Regions from separate parts of the Homo sapiens genome. Here all the other regions are linked to region 1. A link is a loop called in an ENCODE intact Hi-C map of the cell type or tissue named here. Cell type or tissue: OCI-LY7. All regions are shown on one strand.

Region 1 (2,500 bases):
GTTCCCTACTGGTGGTGGAGTCACAGGCTTTCAAAATTATCACCATTTCACAACCCAGGAACTGCTCCAGTTGGAAGCAACCTTTGAGACCATATGGCCAACCCCCTCCTGTTACGGATAAAAAACACCAAAGGTCATTCAGCTAGTTACTACAGAACAGGGACTAGAACCCTTGTGGTCCAGGCCAGTGCCACTTCCACCCCTGTGCCTGCACCTTCAGACACATCCACAGACCATCTGTCAGCAGCCCACGGCTGGGAGGGCAACTGAGTATAGCCTCTCCAACAAATTTGCTGGTGCTAGACTTGACCCTCCTTCCCTGAAGCCTTCCCTTTCTCCTGTTTTTTTTCCTCCTCTCTTCTTTCAGCCCTCTTTTCTTTGTTCACCTGCATCTATGTCCTCAACCCACTGATGGCATAAAGAGGTCCCTAAGCATTGTTTTAATTTGCCAGTGGCACTGGGAGGCGCTGGGATCTGGGGACAAAATGTTTCCTCCAGGCCAACTCCTGGAAGAGGTCAACTCCCTCTTTTCCATCTCTTCCAGCCTAAGCCTTGAGAATCAGTGACAGAACAAGGAGTTAAAAAGCATAAAATTCCTGATCCTAGTCAAAGACTGTTGAAAGTCAACTTCACAGCTCTTGTGGGCTTTAATTCTCCATTAATAGAAATCTTTAAGGAAATGTTGATGCATTTGTAGTACTTGAGTGTGACCCTTCTATGAATGTTTTTACCAGAAAACTGTTTCAGGCAAAACCTTCCACAAAATAATTACATTTTTGTAGGTTATTCTTTTTTTTTTTTTTTTTGAGATGGAGTCTCGCTCTGTCGCCCAGGCTGGAGTGCAGTGGCACGATCTCGGCTCACTGAAACCTCTGCCTCCCGGGTTCAAGCAATTCTTCTGCCTCAGCCTCACGAGTAGCTGGGATTACAGGCATGTACCACCACACCCAGCTAATTTTTGTATTTTTAGTAGAGATGGGGTTTCACTATCTTGGCCACGCTGGTCTTGAACTCCTGACCTCATGATCCACCCACCTTGGCCTCCCAAAGTGCGGGGATTACAGGCATGAGCTACCGCGCCCAGCTTTTGTAGGTTATTCTTTAAAACTCAACAACTTTCAATCAGACACGAAGTCCTAACAGTGGACATATTAAAAAGAGAAATACATGGAGGCAGGACCTTCCTGATACCCTTTAGGTCATAACTTTGAACAGTCCAGTCTACTTCCTGTGGCTAAAAGGGGAAATCGGACCTGCCCAATACCCCTATGCCAACATCGGGGAGCAGAGTCCATTCCTAGTGTCCATCACTTGCCCTGGCAGGGGAACTCTTTTTTTTTTTTTTTTTTTGAGACAGAGTCTCACTCTGTTGCCCAGGCTGGAGTGCAGTGGTGCAATCTTGGCTCACCGCAACCTCTGCCTCCTGGGTTCAAGCAATTCTTCTGCCTCAGCCACCCGAATAGTAGCTGAGACTACAGGTGCATGCCATCATGCCTCGCTAATTTTCGTATTTTTAGTAGAGACGGAGTTTCACCATGTTGGCCGGGCTACTCTCAAACATCTGACCTCAAGTGATCCACCCACCTCGGCCTCCAAAAGTGATGGGATTACAGGTGTGAGCCACTGCACCCGGCCTGGAACTCTTCCGTGAGTGTCACTAACATTTCCCATGTTGTGGTCTGAGGTCACACCCTCTGGTGCTGTCCTCCATGGGGATGTGCAACACTTCTCATACCCTCTGTTTCCTCTCTTTTGTTATAGATGAAGGGGAAGAAAAAGATAAAACCAAACACAGCCCAGAAATTCTGGCATACAAATCAGAAAAGAACTACTTCTTAGCCACCTGTGCCAGGTAGGTGGGTGGATTATAGATTTAAATCCAGCAGAATGTGGTCCAAACTGGTTCTACAGACAATGAAGTGGTTCTTTGTTTGGGGGACCTGCCAGGCCAGGTTAAAGTTGGAGACAGGCTCTTCTAGGGTTGGTAGGCTCCCAGAAGTGTTGGGATTACACAACCCCTCACTGGATGTACAGGCAGAACTGGCAGGCTCGCTGGAACAGAACAAAGCCTTGGGAGAGAAGTTTTTTTTCCTGCAACTCTGCCAGCATCCCTAAGTATTCTGGCTCTAGATCTGGGGACTTTAAATGACAAAATGATAAGTCTAAAATTTATTTTGCAGTTCCAGAGAAAATTGTAAGACTCTTTATGGGCTAGAGAATTTTACAAGTCTTACTTGTGAATAATTGACTTTTCCAAAATTCTGTAACGTCAGCAAAGCATGCCACAGAGAATGAAAATGTGTGTTTCTATGGGGCCAGGTCCTGCACAGTTTCATTTCTCTTTCTTGAGCCATGATTGTCTTAAATTTGCATTGAAATAAAGGGCACCAGCATCAAACTGGGTGGCTGTTGCTGGGTTGTTTTGCATTTTTCCATCATCTTATTTGGAAAGCAATGAGACCTTTTTCAATCCTTTGGGCTTCCTCCAAGTGGAATGGTC
Region 2 (2,500 bases), 200 kb after region 1:
CACACCCAGCTATTTTTTGTTGTTGTTGTTGGTAGAGACGGGAGTCTCACCATATTGCCCAGGCTGGTCTCAAACTCCTGGGCTCAAAAGATCCTCCTGCCTTAGCTTCCCAAAGCATTGGGATCACAGGCATGAGCCACTGAACTCAGCTTCATTCACTAATTTATACCTGGGTTTATGTAGCTATAATCCTGGGAAGGATTGAATACGTTATAGTTTTCATCATTTGCATTTGTATAAGGAAATTCAATTTACTTCCACAGGAAATTACAAATATAATGCACTGTTTTAGTGTTAATTTTTTACTTTTTTTATTTTTATTTTTTTAGACAGGGTCTTGCTCTGTCACCCAGGCTGGAGTGCAGTGGCATGATCTAGGCTCACTGCAACCTCCGCCTCCTGATTCTTGTGCCTCAGGCTCCCAAGTAGCTAGGATTACAGGCTTGTGCCACCATGTCTGGTTAATTTTTGTACTTTTAGTAGAGATGGGGTTTCACCATGTCGGCCAGACTGGTTGTGAACTCCTGGCCTCATGCAATGCACCCACCTCAGCCTCCCAAAGTGCTGGGATTACAGGCATGAGCCACTGTGCCTAGCCTTCAACTTAATTTCTGTAGAAAAAGCCCAGAAATTATGTGAAAAGTGTCACCATTTTCTGATGGATGCATTATTTGAATAACTAAAGATGCAAATTACAAGTTTTTCATACCCAAACTCAATTTCCAATATTGCTGCCATTTCATTGAATATGCAAAACTTTTGTTTCCTGCCTCAACTCCTGTTAAAGTCCAGTAAAACCTTCATGCACATCTTATTGTGAGTCACACTTCCAAAGGATTAGAGCCATAGAGGTGTGTTATGATTAAGACAACATACTTAACATGAAATCCAGCTATTCAGAGACAAATCAGTTAGTTTCTATGAAGTTTTGTTAAATCCAGAGTGCACTATTTCTGACGATGCCACTTGTTTGACAGAGATCACTGAGAAAGAGTACTGTGGCACTGTTGCTGAAACTAGCCCCTTTAATTCAACCTATATTTGCTTAGTAATGGTCAAAAGAAGCCGCAGTTCCAGGAGGATGCACTCTGCAGGAAATGCCTCAAGCACTATTAGCTCAAGATGTAGTCGAGTGTAACCACAGTGGTCTACTCTATCAGCTGTCATGCACAGCTGCTCTGGGAATCCAGCTGCCACAGTGTTTGACCTCTTTAAAAAAAAATTATGATAAATCTGCAAAAATAAAAGATTAACCTTAGAAGTACTCACTCATATACCCGATAATGAGAGGTAAAATTCAGGTTTTTTTTGTTTTTTGAGACAGAGTCTCGCTCTGTCGCTCAGGCTGGAGTCCAGTGGCGCCATCTTGGCTCACTGCAAGCTCCGCCTCCCGGGTTCACGCCATTCTCCTGCCTCAGCCTCCCGAGTAGCTGGGACTACAGGTGCCCGCCACCAAGCCTGGCTAACTTTTTGTATTTTTAGTAGAGACGGGGTTTCACCGTGTCAGCCAGGATGGTCTCGATCTCCTGACTTCGTGATCTGCCCGCCTCAGCCTCCCAAAGTGCTGGGATTACAGGCGTGAGCCACCGCGCCCAGCCAATTCAGGTTCTTGTTATTGGTTACAGCCATTTGACCTCAGTCTTAGAAATAATATTTAAATTATTTTCACTTTTCCCTCTGACTTGTGTGACTTGATATTGCTTTAGACATTTAAAAAATAATTTTAATACATTATAATTTAATAAAGAACGAAATGATAGCATTTCTGTCCACAGTTGAGAGTGAATAGAATTTGCCAAATGAAATTCACCTTGCATATGAAAATATGGATAAAATTAACAAATAATTGCTCATACTTAACAACAAAAAGATATTAAGTGCTCTTGATCATTCCCAATTATTTCACAGAATATTCTATTGTTTTGTTTCTCCTAAAGAAAAATAATTCAATTTTAAGCTCCCAGCTCTTCTTTTCTGTCTCTTTTAATTTGAGCAAATTAAAAATACCTTGGGAAGGGTGCATCTCACCCCATCAAAGAAGTTTCCTTTGTAAGCAAGTTTACTAATTCACTCATCCTTTCCTGATCTTTGATACTGAGACTACTACAAAAAGGACAACGGATGCTAAAGATCACACATGCAGTAGGTTTGTTAGACCTCAGTTTTTTCACCCTCCCTATCTTCAGCTTTCTGAAGCAGGCGATGTCTTTACATTCTGAATATGTTAGGGAACATTTGAATCAATAGGACATATTTTAAACAGAATTGTATCATTGTTTCCCTTGTTGCTATTTACTTTCCAAAACTATTACAGTACTTTCCTCACCCTCACCCCTAAATCCAGAAAATTAATGTCACTGTATTAGTCCATTTTCACACTGCTAATAAAGACATACCCAAGACTGAGAAGAAAAAGAGGTTTAATTGGACTTACAGTTCCACATGGCTGGTGAGGCCTCAGAATCATGGTGGGAGGTGAAAGGCACTTCTTACATGGTGG
Region 3 (2,500 bases), 120 kb after region 1:
TGGGAGGCCGAGGTGGGCTGATCACCTGATGTCAGGAGTTTGAAACCAGCCTGGCCAACATGTTGAAACCCTGTCTCTACTAAAAACACAAAAATTAGCTGGGTGTGGTGGCTCATGCCTGTAACCCTAGCTACTTGGGAGGCTGAGGCAGGAGAATCACTTGAGCTTGGGAGGCAGAGGTTGCAGTCAACCAAGATCGCACCACCACCAAAGTGAAACTCTGTTTCAAAAAAAAAAAAAAAAAGATTTGGGGTCTTAGGTGGCTGTCCAAGGACAAAACAGGGAGGGAAATACTGACATAAGGTTACGGGCGGTATCAGGGCACCTGCTTTCAGGTACCGCCATCTCGATTATCAGAGGGGTTACAAGATGCAAAAGTGAGAGCAAAACAGGTCCTGACTGCTCCAAAGGGAAATCAGCAGAGTCATTAATGACTTGGCTCCTGACCAGCCCCGTGTGCCCTGTTTAATTCACAAGAGCCTCTCCTCCCTTATGCACTGTCCCAGTTCTCTTCCCGTACCCAGGAAGGCATGCTTTCTGTGTAGGTCATTGCACAAGGAGACTGGGTCACTTATTTCTGGGAGGATGTGGTGCAGGTCCATGGAGGGGAAGATCAACAGCTCAAGCTCAGAGAGAAATATGTACCCTGAAATTCGAGATGCCTCGTGCTAATTCCCATGGAGACTGGTGTCAGGTAACTGAGGACAAGACCGTAAACACAGTCGCATCTGTCTGACCCTGTTCTGCAGGCAGCATCTAGGGGATTCTCTCTCCCTGGGGCAGCCTCCTTGGGCATAGCAGCCAGCTCTTGGTATAGAAACCTCACCTGGAAAGGAATATTTCCATTGTGCAGGCTCAAAAGAGGCTTCACAGTGAGCTCAGGGCCTTCCTGGACAGTGATGTCCTCAAATTGGGGGGACTGATGAAAGTGTTGGGAAGCAGGATGGGTAACGTTAGGGTGCTCAAACCCAGAAGGCTGAAGGTTACGCCAAGAAAGGCTTTTGAACATATCAAAGAAACTGATTTTTGTAGCCTTCTGCCCATGAGCCAGGCTCTTTGCCTGTGTTGTTTTATCCTCACTACAACCATGTGAAGGTGCAGAAATAGGCTCAGAACTAAGTCACTTGCCCGAGGTCATCCAGCAGATAGTGACAGAGCCAGGGATCCATTTGACTCAGAGCCCATGCTCCGTCCATCCCACCATGTAGCCCTCTAAAGGGGAACAGCAATAGGATCTGTAATTCAGGAGGAAAAGGTGATATTCAGGTATTCTCTATTTCTGCAGCATGAGAGCTTTAGGTTAGATGCAAGTGGGGATTGTTCAAAACAAAAATGGATTGTCTCAGGAAGTTAAAGAACTCCCTTTAGGGGATGATTCGGGAGCATGACCCTGCCCTGAAGTGGAAGAATGCAAAGTGAAGGAGGGCCCTCCGCCATCTAGGGGCAGCCCGGAGGAAAACGCATGGATGTGGGGCCCGCACGTGGTTCTGGGGAGTCACAGGACAGGGAGAGCTGCTAAAGCCCCCCAACCCCACCAAACACACACACACAATCCAAAAGACTAACTGAAAATGTGGGGCCTTTTTTTAAACTTTCTTACTCAAAGGAATGAAGCTGTAGTTTACACCAGGTGTCAGATGGCTGTTTTTGGCTGTTAGACTTGTCTGCCCCTTCCCCGGGACACCCTTCCTCGCCCAAGATAAATGTTGTTGCTTATTCAGACTGCTTGGAGGAGGAGAAAGCCAAATATTTGTACCCAGGAGACTTTTTTTTTTTTTTTTGAGACAGTCTCGCTCTATTGCCCAGGCTGGAGTGCAGTGGTGCAATCTCAGCTCACTGCAACCTCCGCCTCCCAGGTTCAAGCAATTCTCCTGCCTCAGCCTCCAGAGTAGCTGGGACTACAGGCACACACCACCACACCCGGCTAATTTTTGTATTTTTAGTAGAGACAGGGTTTCACTATATTGGCCATGGCTGGTCTAAAATTCCTGACCCCACATGATCCACCATAGTCGGCCTCCAAAGTGCTGGGATTAACAGGTGTGAGCCGTCACATCCAGCCCAGACCTTCTCAGCAGAAGTCCATCCAACCCTAGGGGTTTGCACCCCGTGGGCCCTGCCAGGAGGGAGGCAGCTGTATGTTCCCATCTGTGGAGGGCTGGTGTGTCCTGCCACAGAGTCAGGGGTCCTCAGATCATGGGTGCCAGCCAAGAGTGGAATGATTAGGAGCAAAAGCAAATCTAAACCCTGATAGTCTCGTGGACTTCAGCATCCACAGGTGTCCCCATCTGCAAGCAGTTCACCACCAGAAATGAGCTCCCTGGGGAGGGGCTCTGTGTGTAATTGGCTCCTCTGAGAGGCTCCCTGCCCCCAGCAACTGCGGGCAATCTCACTTCCTAGGAGCAGAGAGCTTTGCTCCCCAGTCTGGGTGAACAGTGTCAGTTGCTCAGGGGATATCCTCTTTGACCACCTTGCCTACCCAGTGTCCCAGACACCCTCA

Evidence for each region. Hi-C counts contacts between places; a loop is a spot of excess contacts. Peaks named below come from ENCODE experiments on the same cell type or tissue, not always from the same donor. Only the 100,000 strongest peaks of a DNase experiment are listed, where the experiment ranks them.
Region 2: a loop joins it to region 1, with 5 times the contacts of the local background. A loop is called at or near these places in 1 of 110 quality-filtered maps.
Region 3: a loop joins it to region 1, with 2.6 times the contacts of the local background. A loop is called at or near these places in 1 of 110 quality-filtered maps.

What each region holds. Positions count from the first base shown.
Region 1 is chr2:38,407,332-38,409,831 of GRCh38, forward strand. It overlaps LOC105374468 (a long non-coding RNA gene), which reads left to right and starts at 1,388. Exons shown (of 3, transcript XR_939974.3): 1 at 1,388-1,647; 2 at 1,762-1,852. In OCI-LY7, no CTCF peak of the experiment used is centred here; DNase peaks (open chromatin) are centred at 150, 1,500 and 2,360; H3K4me3 peaks cover 2,204 bases; H3K27ac peaks cover 2,500 bases.
Region 2 is chr2:38,606,823-38,609,322 of GRCh38, forward strand. No RefSeq gene overlaps it. Among named protein-coding and RNA genes, the nearest start is that of HNRNPLL, 5.1 kb to the left of the region's middle. In OCI-LY7, no CTCF peak of the experiment used is centred here; a DNase peak (open chromatin) is centred at 1,099; H3K4me3 peaks cover 1,038 bases; H3K27ac peaks cover 1,599 bases.
Region 3 is chr2:38,522,481-38,524,980 of GRCh38, forward strand. No RefSeq gene overlaps it. Among named protein-coding and RNA genes, the nearest start is that of LINC02613, 8.0 kb to the left of the region's middle. In OCI-LY7, CTCF peaks have their summits at 1,439 (motif pointing left) and 1,643; DNase peaks (open chromatin) are centred at 1,671 and 2,341; H3K4me3 peaks cover 1,023 bases; H3K27ac peaks cover 2,036 bases.